Linked DNA regions of Homo sapiens: regions 2 and 3 are each linked to region 1. Evidence: chromatin contacts called from ENCODE Hi-C or POLR2A ChIA-PET data. All regions are on one chromosome and are shown on one strand. The core of a region is the stretch at or near the end of the contact, and the rest is flanking DNA. Distances in the headings are between cores, read along the strand shown. Region 1 holds the start of NR3C2 (nuclear receptor subfamily 3 group C member 2). Region 2 has its middle 6.7 kb from the start of SH3D19-AS1. Region 3 holds the start of LRBA (LPS responsive beige-like anchor protein).

What was found. A loop is a pair of places that touch in the nucleus more often than their neighbours do. ChIA-PET counts read pairs that join two places held with the same protein, here RNA polymerase II (POLR2A). Pooled maps may share reads with other maps.
Region 2: a map of B cell shows a loop between it and region 1 (26-fold over the local background). The contact joins the enhancer-like site here to the promoter of NR3C2 in region 1. A Hi-C loop is called at or near these places in 2 of 168 maps with a recorded cell type or tissue (B cell and CD8-positive, alpha-beta T cell) and 3 of 50 pooled maps. POLR2A ChIA-PET finds 5 or more read pairs at or near these places in 2 of 52 experiments (HEK293T and activated CD4-positive, alpha-beta T cell).
Region 3: a loop to region 1 is called in a map of CD8-positive, alpha-beta T cell, with 20 times the contacts of the local background. The contact joins the promoter of LRBA here to the promoter of NR3C2 in region 1. A Hi-C loop is called at or near these places in 4 of 168 maps with a recorded cell type or tissue (CD4-positive, alpha-beta T cell, CD4-positive, alpha-beta memory T cell and CD8-positive, alpha-beta T cell) and 9 of 50 pooled maps. POLR2A ChIA-PET finds 5 or more read pairs at or near these places in 5 of 52 experiments (CD4-positive, alpha-beta T cell, CD4-positive, alpha-beta memory T cell, CD8-positive, alpha-beta memory T cell and 2 more).

Annotation. Positions count from the first base shown.
Region 1 is chr4:148,440,041-148,444,814 of GRCh38, reverse strand. NR3C2 (nuclear receptor subfamily 3 group C member 2) reads left to right here and starts at 2,401. Exons shown (of 9, transcript NM_000901.5): 1 at 2,401-2,655. RefSeq lists silencers at 1-17, 2,204-2,493 and an enhancer at 178-267.
Region 2 is chr4:151,115,162-151,119,935 of GRCh38, reverse strand. No RefSeq gene overlaps it. Among named protein-coding and RNA genes, the nearest start is that of SH3D19-AS1, 6.7 kb to the left of the region's middle. Within about 2 kb of position 2,400, at least 3 of the 41 ENCODE cell types and tissues checked have a DNase peak (open chromatin) inside an H3K27ac peak, as active enhancers do.
Region 3 is chr4:151,012,871-151,017,644 of GRCh38, reverse strand. LRBA (LPS responsive beige-like anchor protein) reads left to right here and starts at 2,361. Exons shown (of 57, transcript NM_001364905.1): 1 at 2,361-2,443; 2 at 2,784-3,218. The coding sequence starts at 3,003. RefSeq lists a silencer at 1,792-1,941 and enhancers at 1,493-2,090, 2,442-2,571, 2,752-2,931.

The sequences.
Region 1 (4,774 bases), core at 1,152-3,651:
GGGAGAGGGGCCCGCCAGAGGCCCGGCCGCCGCCGCTGGGGGCGGGCGGGTGCCCGCGTCCCCCTCTGCGCGATTTGGCGCCGCTGCCTCGCCGCCTCTTGTAGGGTAACAGCACTATTGCTCTACCCACCGTCAGCAGGGCGACTGCCACTGCCGGGATTATCATCCTCTCCATCCTCACCGCCGATCAGCCAATATTGGACTTGCTGGTGGCGGCGGCAGCAGCGGCGGCGGGAGTCTAGCCGTTCCCCTTCCCCCGCCCCAGCCTCCCCACCATGTCCTAGAAAAGGTGAGTGCAGCGACAGTCACTTTGCGCTGACAGCGGCGAGAGGGGGTCCGGAGAGCGCAGGGGCGGCCCCGGGCAAGGCAGGTTGCGCGCCCAGGGCAGAGGGCGCGGGTTGGCGAGCGGAGGTGGGATGCGGGCAGGAGACGAGTTGCCCGCTGGCGGCCCTGGGGCAAGGGTGCTGGGTGGCGGGCGAGTGATCGCGGCGGCTGCCCCTGCACGGTTCTAACCTAGATTTTGCAAGAAGCTGAGATCCAGGGCAAGACCGGCCCTCCTCAAAGGAGATAAAAACTTAGTAAAAGAGACACGTCCATTCCTTTAATAATGAATAATTCGGCAACGCTTGCGGAGCCGCCGCCGCCTCGCGTGCCCAGGCTCTAGGTCCGGGACTCCCCTTGCTCCCGCCCGCCGCCCGCGCTCTGCCGACGTGAGATCGATGCCCAGTTCGCTGGGCCGGGAGAGTGCGCGTGACGGTGGGCCCCGCGGGAAAGTTGGGACGCTCGGCGGGGACTCCTGGCTGCGGGGACGCCGGGGGCAGCTCCAAGCTGGGGACCGAGGGGCATTAGAGTCTGGGGTCAGGACCAGCTCGCGGCGCTGCCGCTGTCGCCCCTATCTCCAGGGAGTTCCTGACTGGAGCGGCTGAGAGTTCAAGTCTCAGCCCTGGGTTAGGGGTCCGGAATCCCGGAGCTTAACTAACTGTTAAGGAGAGGAGGGGCCTTTGGGCACAGGGTGTCCCCCGGTCCCCCGCCTCGGGCTTTGGCGGGCGCGAAGCGAGGGTGAGGCGGGAGGCCGCACAGCTGCCGCCGCCGGGCTGCGGGTCGCCGAGGGCCGGGGGACCAGATTTAGGTGTATACGTCACTGATGCTGACTCCGGGCCAGCGGGGAGCCTAAAACGGGGCCTTACATGAGAAGCCTAAAAGTCCTTAGAAATCAAAGTTAGGAACCCCATCCTTTTGCTTAGTAACTGCAGCATTTGGGTGGGCGGGAGGAGAATCGAGGAGGGGGCGGTTGGAGGGAAACCGAAATTTCTTCATGCAGACAACCGATCCTTAGAAAACAGTTTGGTTCCTTCCCCCCTCCTGTCTGTTTCTCCCACTTATGTGACCCACCCCCTCCACCCATTATAACGTGAATATCCTCGATGGTAAGCTTGCTTTCAAATTGAACTAGTGGAAAAATCCAATACTAAAGTAGTAAGTACAGTGACAAAATTATAAGGAAGTAGAGGAGCAGCTCTTGACCCTGCCACTTCTTTCATTTATCTTTCTCTCTCTCTCTTTTTTTTTTTTTTTTTTTTTTTTTTTTTTTTGGTGTTAGGGGTCTAAGGGATGGGAGGAAAGCTGTGTTTAAAGGGTTTTTCCAGCACGGTTAAAACAACTAAATTCAAATCGAGTGAACGTGATCGTCTTGCTCGCTGGCAGCGAAGGCTGCTGCTGCTCTGCTGAGAGGTAACTCTGGAGACAGTGGAAAGGGGCTGGGAGAGGAACCTCGAGGGTCGGGTGAAGCCCACCCAGAGTCCTCCCCGCGCGCGGACGCTGTTGGGCGGCGCCAGGGTCTGGGCTGCAGCTCACCTGGAGCTGCAGGTGGAGAGCGTGAGGGGACGACACTTTGCTCGCGGAAAAACCGACTTCTTCCGCGTCAGCACACTTTTCACATCTCTCCAGATATCCTGGGGTCGGTCAGAAGGAGAGCAGGGTGGACGTAAGCAAGTTTGGGGCGGCCGAGCGATGGGGGTGGGGGCAGCGTGCGGAGGCCGCCTGATGTAGCCACCGCCCGGCACCCCAAGCTCCCGCCGCGGCTGCGGCTTTAAGGAAGCTGCCGAGTCCAGGCTGTGTCGCAGCAACTTTGTATCAGTCATGTCGCCCGCCTGGTGACTGACAGCCTGGATTGTCCAATAAGAAGCCCGCCTGACCCGTGCGGCGTGGAGCCTTGCTTCTCTTCGGGCCAATAGGAAGGGTTCAGGGGGGCGGGATAGCAACCTGAACTTTATCTGGACATGTGACCCGCTTTTAAAAGGGCCAGCCCTCCAGCTGGCCCACTCCCCCTCCGGGCTTTCGCCCGCCCTCTCTCCCTCCCTTTTTTGCCCGCCCTGGCCCTGCCCCTGCCCCTGCCCCCTCCTCTCAGCCCCTCCGCGCCCGGGGTGTCATTGGGCCCGGGAGACGGGAGCCAACTTCAGGCTGCTCAGAGGAAGCCCGTGCAGTCAGTCACCTGGGTGCAAGAGCGTTGCTGCCTCGGGCTCTCCCGCTGCAGGGAGAGCGGCACTCGCTGGCCTGGATGTGGTTGGATTTAGGGGGGCTCCGCAGCAGGGGTTTCGTGGCGGTGGCAAGCGCTGCAACAGGTAGACGGCGAGAGACGGACCCCGGCCGAGGCAGGTGTGTAGGGGCGCGCGGCGGGGCACCGCTTGCCGTGCTCGGCGTGCGGCCGCGGCGCGGGAGCGTGCACTTTGCAGGGAGAAGTGGCTGCGTAATCCGGAGGCACAGTCAGTATGGTGCTGTGTGCTTGTTGTTTTGTTTTGGTTTTCCACTTTTCTCCCCCTTTGGCCGCCAGAGGACTATTTTGGGAAAGTTTGGCCACTTTGGATAAATGCCCTCTAACTAGCAGCTTTTAACTGCCTTTGGCAGTGGGAGGTCTACCACCCTTCCCTTTACCCAAAGATGAATTTCGGATCATTTTCCCTGTACAATTTTTAAAGGACGTTTGAATAATATTTCTTTCCTTTATCAATTGCGGACGCTCCCAAATCTCAGCCGGAGGTGTAGCGCATAAGGGCAGTTGAAGGAGATATAGATCCTAATAGATCCTGTATAAAAGGGGCTCTGGAAATTCGTGCATTTCCCGTTCGCTAGCATTCGCGAAACTCTTGAGACAGGCTACGCTTCCTATGGCATCAGTTGGAATTTTAAGGGCAAGGGAGAAGGGGACGAAGCTTCTTTTGGTGGCATCCTTACTCTGCTACTGAATTTTAGGTGCGTGGCTTTGCCTACTCAATTTAAAAAGACCAGGTTTAAATAATAATGGTTTATGGCACCATCAGTTTTAATTATTTATTATGACATAGGAGTTAGGAAAACTTTTGATAGCAGACGAGCTTTTGAAACCGCCGAATTTTAAAGGCACCAAATTGCTTCCTAACATTTTGTATTGCCATTTCTCTAGGTGCTGTTATTGATGATATTTACATAGTAATGATAACAGCATTCTCCATCTGTGAAGTCCTGCTGTGAAGTTTAAATTTTATGTTTGACATCGTGGCAGCTATCATGGAAAAGCTTGAGAGGAGAAGTTTTAAAAAATAATTTAAAGTGGAGCTTTTTCCTTTAAGGGAGGCATAGTTTTGTTTGGCGATTTTTGGAAAGATCAGGTGGCTCGGTAAATTAGGTGAGTGAATAGAAATCAGGTGTGCTCAGTTCTAACTGGTTCTCCCGCTCTCTCAGGTGACCTTGGGCAGATTTCTATCATTTACCTCATCTATAAAAGAGAGGAACATAATAGTTATGTAGTGGGGAATGACAAAAAATAGTTACATATAGTGAACTTTTACAACTATGCAGTCTATAGATGATTGTGAGATTCTTAAGCTTTAGTCTTTAAAGTGCCATCTTATAGTCAAATAAATATAAAAAAGATGCCTTTTCTATCATTTCCATCATGATGAGATTGGGTTTTGGGGGTTACTAAAAGTGAAAGTGTTTCCAGATAAAATACAAATTCGCAAGGATCTTTGTTAATATTCCCGAAAAAAGTACTTCTTTATGGAAAAGGGCAATTTAACACAGACTGTAAAACGTAAAACTTTAAGGTTTTCCTTTGTGAAAACAGCATTTCTTTTGTGTTTGAGAGCATATGTATGGCTTAAAGTAGCACCTCCACCAGTGCTTTTCCTTTAGTGAATTTTTTTTTGTGTTTTGGGGCGAGGCCCATTTGCATGAAAATTAAAAGTTCATAATGTTTTTTGCATTTGTCCTAAGAGAATCTTTGGTATGGTTTCCATTGTGAGGCAGGCAAGCCTGATTTTTGTTAGTTAGATTTGTATACCTCTATCTGCTTCATTTTATACTTTAGTAACATAAACTTTTTCTTTATCCTCTAGATATTAAGTTCTATGAGGATCATATTCATCGACTAGTATTTTCAGTATTCACTAGTTAGTACAGGTTGACTGAAATTCTGCTCAAGCCATGGTCATTGTGCCAGTTGCAAAAAGATAACCTCTGCTTCCTGGATGACATAGTAAATAAATTCCTAACTGGACCCATTTGTTTACAGAAAAGACTAATTAAAATACTAGGGAGACTCAAAATATTTCAATAATGCTATTTGAAAAATATCTGATCTTAAAAAAATGTTTGTGTAGAAGCCGTGCAGATGCTAGATGTCTTGTATTCTTTTGTGTTTGACTATTGCCAATCTGTATTGTTTCCTTTGTTGAGAGGTGCATTAGGTTGGTAGATGAGAATACCTTAAACAAAGTAATTTAGATTTCAGCAAAGC
Region 2 (4,774 bases), core at 1,151-3,650, 2.7 Mb before region 1:
TACCTTATTTATCTTTGTATCTCTAGTCCTTTGCACCATTCAGCCTCAATAAAGGTTGGTTGGTGGGTTGGGTGAGTTGGTTGGTTGGAATGGATGGATGGATGGATGAATGACTTTCACATACAGCAATACCATCTTGGATTCACTCAATATCTTTCCTCTTTAATTTTTGACATAAATCTATACTAAAAATTCACAGTTTTATGTCATTTCACTCTCATGTTCTATGTTGTGCTTGCCACTTATTACCTACTCAACTGACAGGAAGCAAAAAGGTAACATATGGGCTCTCGTAGATACTTTCTTTTTTTTTTTTTTTTTTTTGAGATGGAGTCTCCCTCTATCGCCCAGGCTGGAGTGCGGAGGCACGATCTTGGCTCACTGCAAGCTCCACCTCCAGGGTTCACGCCATTCTCCTGCCGCAGCCTCCTGAGTAGCTGGGACTACAAGCGCCCACCACCACGCCCGGCTAATTTTTTGTATTTTTAGTAGAGACGGGACTTCATCGTGTTAGCCAGGATGGTCTCGATCTTTTGACCTCGTGATCCACCCACCTCGGCCTCCCAAAGTGCTGGGATTACAGGCGTGAGCCACCGAGCCCGGCCTCATAGGTACTTTCTTATTCTGTATATTGATTGAATTCAAGGCAAGACTGAGCATGTTTAAGGAGAAACATAATTTTTATACTCAGTGAATTTTATGGGAGAGAAATAGGAACACATTCTGTTTCCTTTCAGGAATTTTAGGTTAAAATCTGATCTTGTTCATCTAAACCTCCTCAAACTAGAATCTCTTAATCCTTTTTCTTTGATAAATTAAACCTAGAGGGCTGGGCGCGGTGGCTCACGACTGTAATCCCAGCACTTTGGGAGGCCGAGGCAGGCGGATCACGAGGTCAGGAGATCGAGACCATCCTGGCTGACACGGTGAAACCCTGTCTCTACTAAAAATACAAAAAATTAGCCGGGCGTGGTGGCGGGCACCTGTAGTCCCAGCTACTCGGGAGGCTGAGGCAGGAGAATGGTGTGAAGCCAGGAGGCGGAGCTTGCAGTGAACCGAGATCGCGCCACTGCACTCCAGCCTAAGCGACAGAGTGAGACTCCGTCTCAAAAACAAAAAAAAACCTAGAGAAGCCTTTCCAAGCAAGGCGACTCAGTTGAAAAAAAACCTAGAGAAGCCATTTAATATATTATTCTTATCCTTTGAACACTAAAAGCGTTTTTCTTTAAAAGATGCCCTTGTTTACATGGCTAGAAGGGTAATGGAATATATCTGTCATTGTGCTCATATAAATCACAGGTCTTGAATTCAGTCTGTAATATTCAAAATGAAAGAAAGTGCGTTTATCAGAATTTATTAGTAGAACTTGCATTTGAAAAAAAAATTTTTCTATAAGATTGTAGATCAATACTCCTAACATTCATTTCTTAGTTTTTACTCAGTTTCTTAAGCTTACCTAAATATACCTAGAGAAAATAATGATGACTGTATGGACTAATAATTATAAGGCGATATATTCACTTTGGTATAATCATTAATGGTTTATTTCTTTTAATTAATGTCAAATGCACATGAGCCATATGATTCATGATTCAATGTCATTTTGAATGCCATTGAATGAATTCTTCACAGTGAATTTATTATTTTATTTTATTGTATTGTATTTTAGAGACAGGGTCTCACTTTGTTGCCCAGGTTGGAGTGCAATGGCATGATCTTGGCTCACTGCAGCCTTAGACTCTTGGCCTCAAGTGTTCCTCCCACCTCAGCCTCCCGAGTAACTGGGACTACAGGCATGTGCCACCATATTTGGCTAATTTATTATTTTTTTCATTTTATTTTTTGAGGTGGAGTCTTGCTCTGTTGCCCAGGCTGGAGTGCAATGGCACAATCTGGGCTCACTGCAGCCTCTGCCTCTCAGGTTCAAGTGATTCCCCTGCCTCAGCCTCCTGAGTAGCTAGGATTACGGGCACGCACCACTGTGCCCCGCTAATTTTTTTGTATTTTTAGTAGGGACCAGGTTTCATCATGTTGGCCAGACAGGTCTTGAACTCCTGACCTCAAGTGATCCATCCGCCTCGGCCTCTGAAAGTGCTGGGATTACAGGCGTGAGCCCCGGCATCCAGCCTAATTTTTTATTTTTTGTAAAGACGGGGTTTCACCATGTTACCCAGGCTGGTGTTGAACTCCTGAGCTCAAGCAGTCTTCTCGCCTCGGCCTCTCAAAGTGCTGGGTTTGCAGGCGTGAGCCACCTTGTCCAGCCAACTGAATTTTTTTCAGAACTAACGTGAAGTCATTTTCTAACTTGTGCCTTTTTACTTCACTGTAATTAAAGAAGGAAAAAAAATAGAAAGCCTGACTCAGAACAACACTACCATCTAGGGGCCGCTCTCTTAATTGCGAGCTCATCCTGTTATACCACAGAAGAGAGCCCTTGGAGACCAGAGTTCAACTTGCAGAGGTTAAATGATTTGCCTAAAGTCACAGTTACTTGCAGAGCCTAAAGTAAAACCTATCTCTGCGGATTTCCAATCCAGTTCTTTTTCCGTTTATTATGGCAAAGTGATAACATTTTTTTTAGCAGTTAAACAAGAAGAATTGATCCGTTTCATTGGCCTGTAGTGGTTGTAGCCTCTAATACTTAACGATTAGAAAGAATTACACAGTATGTATTAAAGCCTTGAAGTTTTATCCTTCAGGAAGAAAAGTCCTGTCAGCTTCTTGGTTTTATGTGGACAATTTATATTGATGTTACCTAGAAACTGAAACATGAATGGATCCACTAATGTGGATTCCTTTTTCTCTTTAATAGAAAATATTCAAAAATTTAGAACATCAGATCTTGTACAGCTGTATCTTGTAGGGCTGTGCCCTTGGCAACAGTAGAGCAATCATAAATCTAGATTTTCATTAAAATATAACACAAAACACTGTTATTAGTATTTTGGAGTATAATAGATTAACCAAAGCACTGTTAAGCTGATAGATTTATATTTCAGAGTCTGAGACATATTCTGATTTTTTTAAAGGAATTCTAATTATATGTATACCATGGATTATTTATCTTCAAGTACTGTAAATTAGGCAATAATTAAATGAAATATTTGGTTGTCTATGTTTCACAAAAATTAACTAACAATACCAAAATATTGGCCTCTGGCTGAGCACTATGACTCACGCCTGTAATCTCAGCACTTTGGGAGGCCAAGGCGGGTGGATAACCTGAGGTCAGGAGTTCAAAACCAGCCTGGCCAACATGGTGAAACCCTGTCTCTACTAAAAATACAAAAATTAGCCAGGCTATGGTGGCGTGGGCCTGTAATCCCAGCTACTGGGTGAGGCAGGAGAATTGCGCAAACCTGGGAAATGGAGGTTGCAGTGAGCTGAGATTATGCCACTGCACTGCAGTCTGGGCAACAGAGAGTGACACCATCTCAAAAAAAAAATGTGTGTGTGTGTATATATACATATATGTATATATGTGTATGTGTATATGTATGTGTGTATACATGTATGTGTGTATGAATGTATACGCATATGTATATGTGTGTACACGTGTGTATATATACATATGTATGTGTATGCATAGTATATACATACATGTGTATATATACATATGTATGTATATGCATAGTGTATACATACATATGTATGTATATGCAGTGTATACATACATATGTATACATACGTATGTGTATATGTATATATACGTATACATGTATACATGCATGCATTTATACATATGTATGCACATATATACATATACACATATGTGTATACACATACACACACTTTAAATATATACATACATATACACATACGTATGTATGCGTGTATGTATATACATATACACATACATATATACATATACGTATACACAAATGTATATGTGGTAATATACACATATATACTTACATATACATGCACATATACACATATATATACATACACATATATACGTGTATATACATATATGTATCAAAAAAATAATAATAGGGCCGGGATGGATGTTATACACTTCTAGGAGCTGACACCTGCAATAATTTTTCTGCCTTGACTTCTTTTTTTTTTTTTTTTTCTGAGACGTAGTTTTGCCCTTGCTGCCCAGGCTGGAGTCCAATGGTGCGATCTTGGCTCACTGCAACCTCTGCCCCCAGGTTCCAGCAATTCTCGTGCCTCAGCCTCCGAAGTAGCTAGGATTAGAGGTGCCCGCCACCACGCTTTGCTAGTTTTTTGTATCTGTATTTTTATTTTTGAGATGGAGTTTCGCTCGTCAACCCAGGCTGGAGTGCAATGGTGTGATTTTGGCTCACCGCAACCTCTGCCTCCTGGGTTGAAGCAATTCTCCTGCCTCAGCCTCCCAAGTAGCTGGGATTACAGGTGCCCACCACCATGCCCAGCTAATTTTTATATTTTTAGTAAAGACAGGATTTCACCATGTTGGTCAGGCTGGTCTCAAACTCATGACCTCAGGTGATCCACCCGCCTTGGCCTCCCAAAGTGCTGGGATTATAGGCATGAGCCACCGTGCCCAGCCAATTTTTTGTATTTTTAGTAGACATGGAGTTTCGCCACTTTGGCCAGGCTGGTCTTGAACTCCTGTCCTCAGGTGATCCACCCGCCTCACCCTCCCAAAGTACTGGGATTACAGGTGTGAGCCACCGCACCCAGCCCTACTTTGACTTCTTAAATGATCTTAGCAAATGGAAACTCATTACCCTTCATAGCTGTCACACTTGCATTGCCTATCACAGCGTTACGTCAGAGAATTAAT
Region 3 (4,774 bases), core at 1,112-3,611, 2.6 Mb before region 1:
AAATATCCCCTTGCTTGTTCTTCTGCTTCTTTTTTAAAAAAATAGAGACCTTGGTCGGGTACGGTGGCTCACACCTGTAATCTCAGCACTTCGGGAGGCTGAGACGGGCAGATCACCTAAGGTCAGGAGTTTGAGACCAGCCTGGCCAACATGGTGAAACCCCACCTCTACCAAAAATACAAAAATTAGGCGGGCTTGTAATAAAAATAAAAAAAATTAGCGCATGCCTGTAATCCCAGCTACTTGGGAGGCTGAGGCAGGAGAATCGCTGGAGCCCGGGAGGCAGAGGTTAAGGTGAGCCGAGATTGCGCCATTGCACTCCAGCCTGGGCAACAAGAGCGAAACTCCGTTTAAAAAAAAAAAAAAAAAAAGAGCACGGGTCTTGCTGTTGCCTAGGCTAGTCTCAAGTGATCCTCCTGCACTAGCCTCCTAAAGTGTTGGGATGACAGGTGTGAGCTACTACACCCAGCCCTCCCTTGCTTTTTGCGTCTGTTACCTTTTTCTTCCCAAATTTCCATGTGAGAGTTAAAATTGTCTTTTTTTTTTTTTTTTTTTGAGACAGAATCTCGCTCTTCCTCTGTCACCCAGGCTGGAGTGCAGTGGCAATTCTCCTGCCTCAGCCTCCCGAGTAGCTGGGATTACAGGCGCCTACCACCATGCCTGGCTAATTTTTGTATTTTTAGTAGAGACGGGGGTTTCACCATATTGGTCAGGCTGGTCTTGAACTCCTGACCTCAGGCAATCCATCTGCTTGGGCCTCCCAAAGTGCTGGGATTACAGGCGTGAGCCACCGCGCCCGGCTTCTGTCCACTTCTCAAGGCCATCTCAAATAACTTTTTCTTCAGGAAACTATTTCTCAAACCACTATAATTTTTTCCTAAGTTCTCTAGAATTCTTCCTTTGTTTAATCCCACTTTTTGCTTCACTTTCATTTTAGGAGCTAGGCGTATTTTTAAAAAGGCCCTTTGACCTCAAAGGATACACGTGGGTGAAAAACCACCTTCCTCTAAATTTATTTTTCACTCACTAGGAAGAATGGTTTACTGTTAATAGCGGGTGGAAAGAAGGGACACTGAGTATGAGGACCTATCTGTACTACCTAATATAATTTATCTTTTGATCTACTCTGAGAATGACGCGAGCCTAATCTTCACATTGGAAAATCACGAGAGGAAAAAACCCTTCGGAGGTCTACAGGCACAAGGAACCCTGTCTCCACGCTGTTTATAGCAGCTGTCTCAGGAATCCTCTGCCTAGAATGAATGTGGGAGAGGTTTCGTGGCGCGGCAGCTGCAAAGCAAGGAATCTTTCCCATTCCTCGTCGACTCGGTCCCCTCCCCTCCCCTCCCGAATGGCGGCAGCTGCCGAGGTATCCCAGTGGAAATCTCCAAGTCTCCGCCGAGAGCGGCGGGCGGGCAACAGCTGAAAGCAGCCAGGGGTGGGGACTCCTCGCTCCCATTGGGCAGGGACAGCAGCCTCACTGGCTCCAGCGCCGTCACCTCTCTGGCTCGTAGAGGTGCCTCAGGTGTTCTTCTCCAAGTCCAATGAGACACCTAGGCAACGCAGCGCGTGTTCCCTCCGCGCCAAGAGACCCTACGGTAACTTAACAACAGCAGGAGCGCCAAAATCCCCGCCTCAGGACTTGGCAGAAGCACCTCCCGAGGTCCGAGAGTGGGAGAGGGGAAAGTGTAGGCCCTCGGACGGAAGGGTCTCTCCTCGCCGGGCCGGGTACACACCTGGTGCTACCAGAGCAGCGCGCCTAGTGCAGCCGGAAGCCCCAGCCCAGCACTCCGGCTGGCTCGGGGCCCCCTTGGCTGTCCGCGCGTCGTCACCGCGCCCCCGCCGCGCGGCTGCCTCCGCCTTCGCGCCCTCCCGCCCCGCGCACTCGCGCTCGCGCACGCGCACGCCGCGCCCGGCAGCACTCGGCGCTGTCATGGCGGCCGGGAGCAGCTTCAGTGGGCACACGACAGCCGCGCGACCCGTGGCGGGGCGAGCTGTGGCAGTAGCATCCTCACCACTCGCAGCAGCCTCAGCCGCGGCGCCCGTAGCGCCAGCAGCGGCTGCTTTTGCAAAGGCTGAGCGCAGGGGCGGGGCGGGCCAGGAAGCCATGGAGTTCTGTGCAGCCGCGGACTCCCGGGGAGCGGACTAGGGAAACTTGGAGGCTGCGACCAGGTGCACTGACCTCTCTGTCCTCCCTTCTCTCCCTGCGGTGGCCGCTGGGTTTCTCTGGCCGCTCCCCTCCCTTCCTGCCACCACACACACCTCCCCACCCCTTCCCGTCGAATCTCAGGTGCCTGAGAGAGGTGCTTCACTCCTCCCACTGGGCCGAGCATTTAGAATAATCACCGCCCCCTTCCCCCGCCTTTTCCTGCCCTGGATCTCCGCCGCCACCTCGGTCTCGCTGCTCCTGGGCGGGGGGTGAGGACGAGTCCGGAGTATCTGGGTGAGGAAGAACTTTCTACCTCTGTGATAGCTTGTGGGCCCCCCTTCTTTCCTCCGATCCCTCCTTTCCCCGCGACAGTTTCTCTTTCTAGTGCACCTGTGAGGAGAGGTTACCCTGCGCCTAGAACCTGCACGAGAGTGGGGGAGGAGTGAGCCTGTTCGGGGGCCTCTTGGACCTGCCTTCACCCAGAACCCAGCTTTTTGAGCCCGGGAGAAGCGGGTGGCTAGTAGTGGGGTGCCTTTAGTAACTTACTTGACCGACAATAACTATTTCCCTCTTGTCCCCTCAAAACCCTAAAACAAAACCTAGCCTATTTAACATATATTTAATCTTCCAATAGGGTTTGGCGTTGTTGTCAGCCTCGGGGAGAGAGATTGGACAAATATTCTCCAAGAGGAGGAGGGCGACGCCAAGGACTTTCCACATCAACTGCTTTGGGGTATCTCCACAAGTTGGAAGAGGGACCCTTTCGTTTTGCATTGCGTGTGTTGTGCTCATTACCAGTGCAGCGACTGCCGTCCCAGGGTGACTCTGAGTTGTCCTTTATCGTGAGCTAGCAATGGCTAGCGAAGACAATCGTGTCCCTTCCCCGCCACCAACAGGTGATGACGGGGGAGGTGGAGGGAGAGAAGAAACCCCTACTGAAGGGGGTGCATTGTCTCTGAAACCAGGGCTCCCCATCAGGGGCATCAGAATGAAATTTGCCGTGTTGACCGGTTTGGTTGAAGTTGGAGAAGTATCCAATAGGGATATTGTAGAAACTGTCTTTAACCTGGTAAGTCCATGAATATTTTATAAGCATATACTCTTTTCAGTGGGTTGGGGAACAAGATCTTAAAGCTGGAGCCATGTGGTTTACTCACACTGATGGTGACTTTTTTCGTGTATAGGGACACAAAATTCTACTCACCTAAATGAAACAATTTCATCTGTTTTTTAGATTGAAGGGAATTGTGCAAACTTAGATGATCCAGGTTTTGTGAAAGTGAACACATCACTTTTGTGCTAAGGAAATAATTGTTGCTATGGAAGTATTGGGGGGAGGTTCTAGCGGAGGAGTTATCTCTAATTTTTTTTTTCTTGGCTTGTATGCCTAAGTCTGCGTTTCCCTTTACCACTTTAAATAATTTCTTGTGACCTTTTTTTGGACTTGAGAATTAATGTCTTTGATTCTGTCGAAGTTATGTTTTGCTACAATAAGTTTAAAAATTTGTTTGTAGTGCTGATGCAAGATTAATTTGCTGCAAAGTTAGTATTTTTAATTTTGACTAGTTTTATTTTTAGACATAACTAACAAAAGTTAAATTGGTGATGAATTTAGGATTGCATTTAAAGTAATCTTGTGAAAATTGAATGGCAATATGAAAAAAGGAATTGAAGCAGATACAGTATAATTTTTATGTGTTTTATAAATTCATGTCTAGCAGGAAAGCATAGTTAGTCATTGGAAGTTGCTGATTATACTAAGATGAGCTATGAATGCTTTTTTTCGGGTGGGGGTGGGAGGGGGATGAGGCCTCTCTATGTTGCCCAGGCTGTTCTCAAACTCCTAAGTTCAAGCTATCCTCCTGCTTCAGTCTTATGAGTAGTTGTGGCTATAGGCATGCATCACTGTATAGGGCTTAAATTGTTTTTAAATTGAGGTATAATTCATATATTATACAATTCTACCTTTAATTAATTCATTAACTTATTTATTTAGAGATGAGGTCTCACTCTGTTGCCTAGGCTAGTTTTGAATTCCTGGGTTCAGGCGATTCTCCCCTCTTGTCTCCTAAGTAGCTGGAACTACTGGCATGCGCCATTGTGCCTGGCTTGGTTATCATTTATAATGGAGACTTTTTAGATTTCTTTATTCCAGCCTCTCTTGCCCATCAACTTAAAGAATCAAAAGGAAATCTGGCCCTAAAATACTTCCCCCTTTTCTACCTACCCACCTGTGTTAGAGGATAACAGGACCAAATATAAACATGCAGTTAATTGTAATAACTGTTTAGCACCTTTCCCTTTGCCTCTTTTCAAGGTTAGGCTTGTTTTATTCTGGGGCAGTTAATTATTTCTTTCACTAGACCTTCTCTAATGGTCTGGTCACCTGCAGTACAACTTCTAGAATAAGAAAGTAGCTAGATGGAATTCTGGCCGGGCGTGGTGACTCACGCCTGTAATCCCAGCACCTCAGGAAGCCGAGGCGGGCACATCACTTGAGGTTAGGAGTTTGAGACTGGCCTAGTCAACATGGTGAAACCCCATCTCTACTAAAAATACAAAAAAATTAGCTGGATGCGCTTGCTTGTACCCAGGAGGTGGAGGTTGCTGTGAGCCGAGATCGTG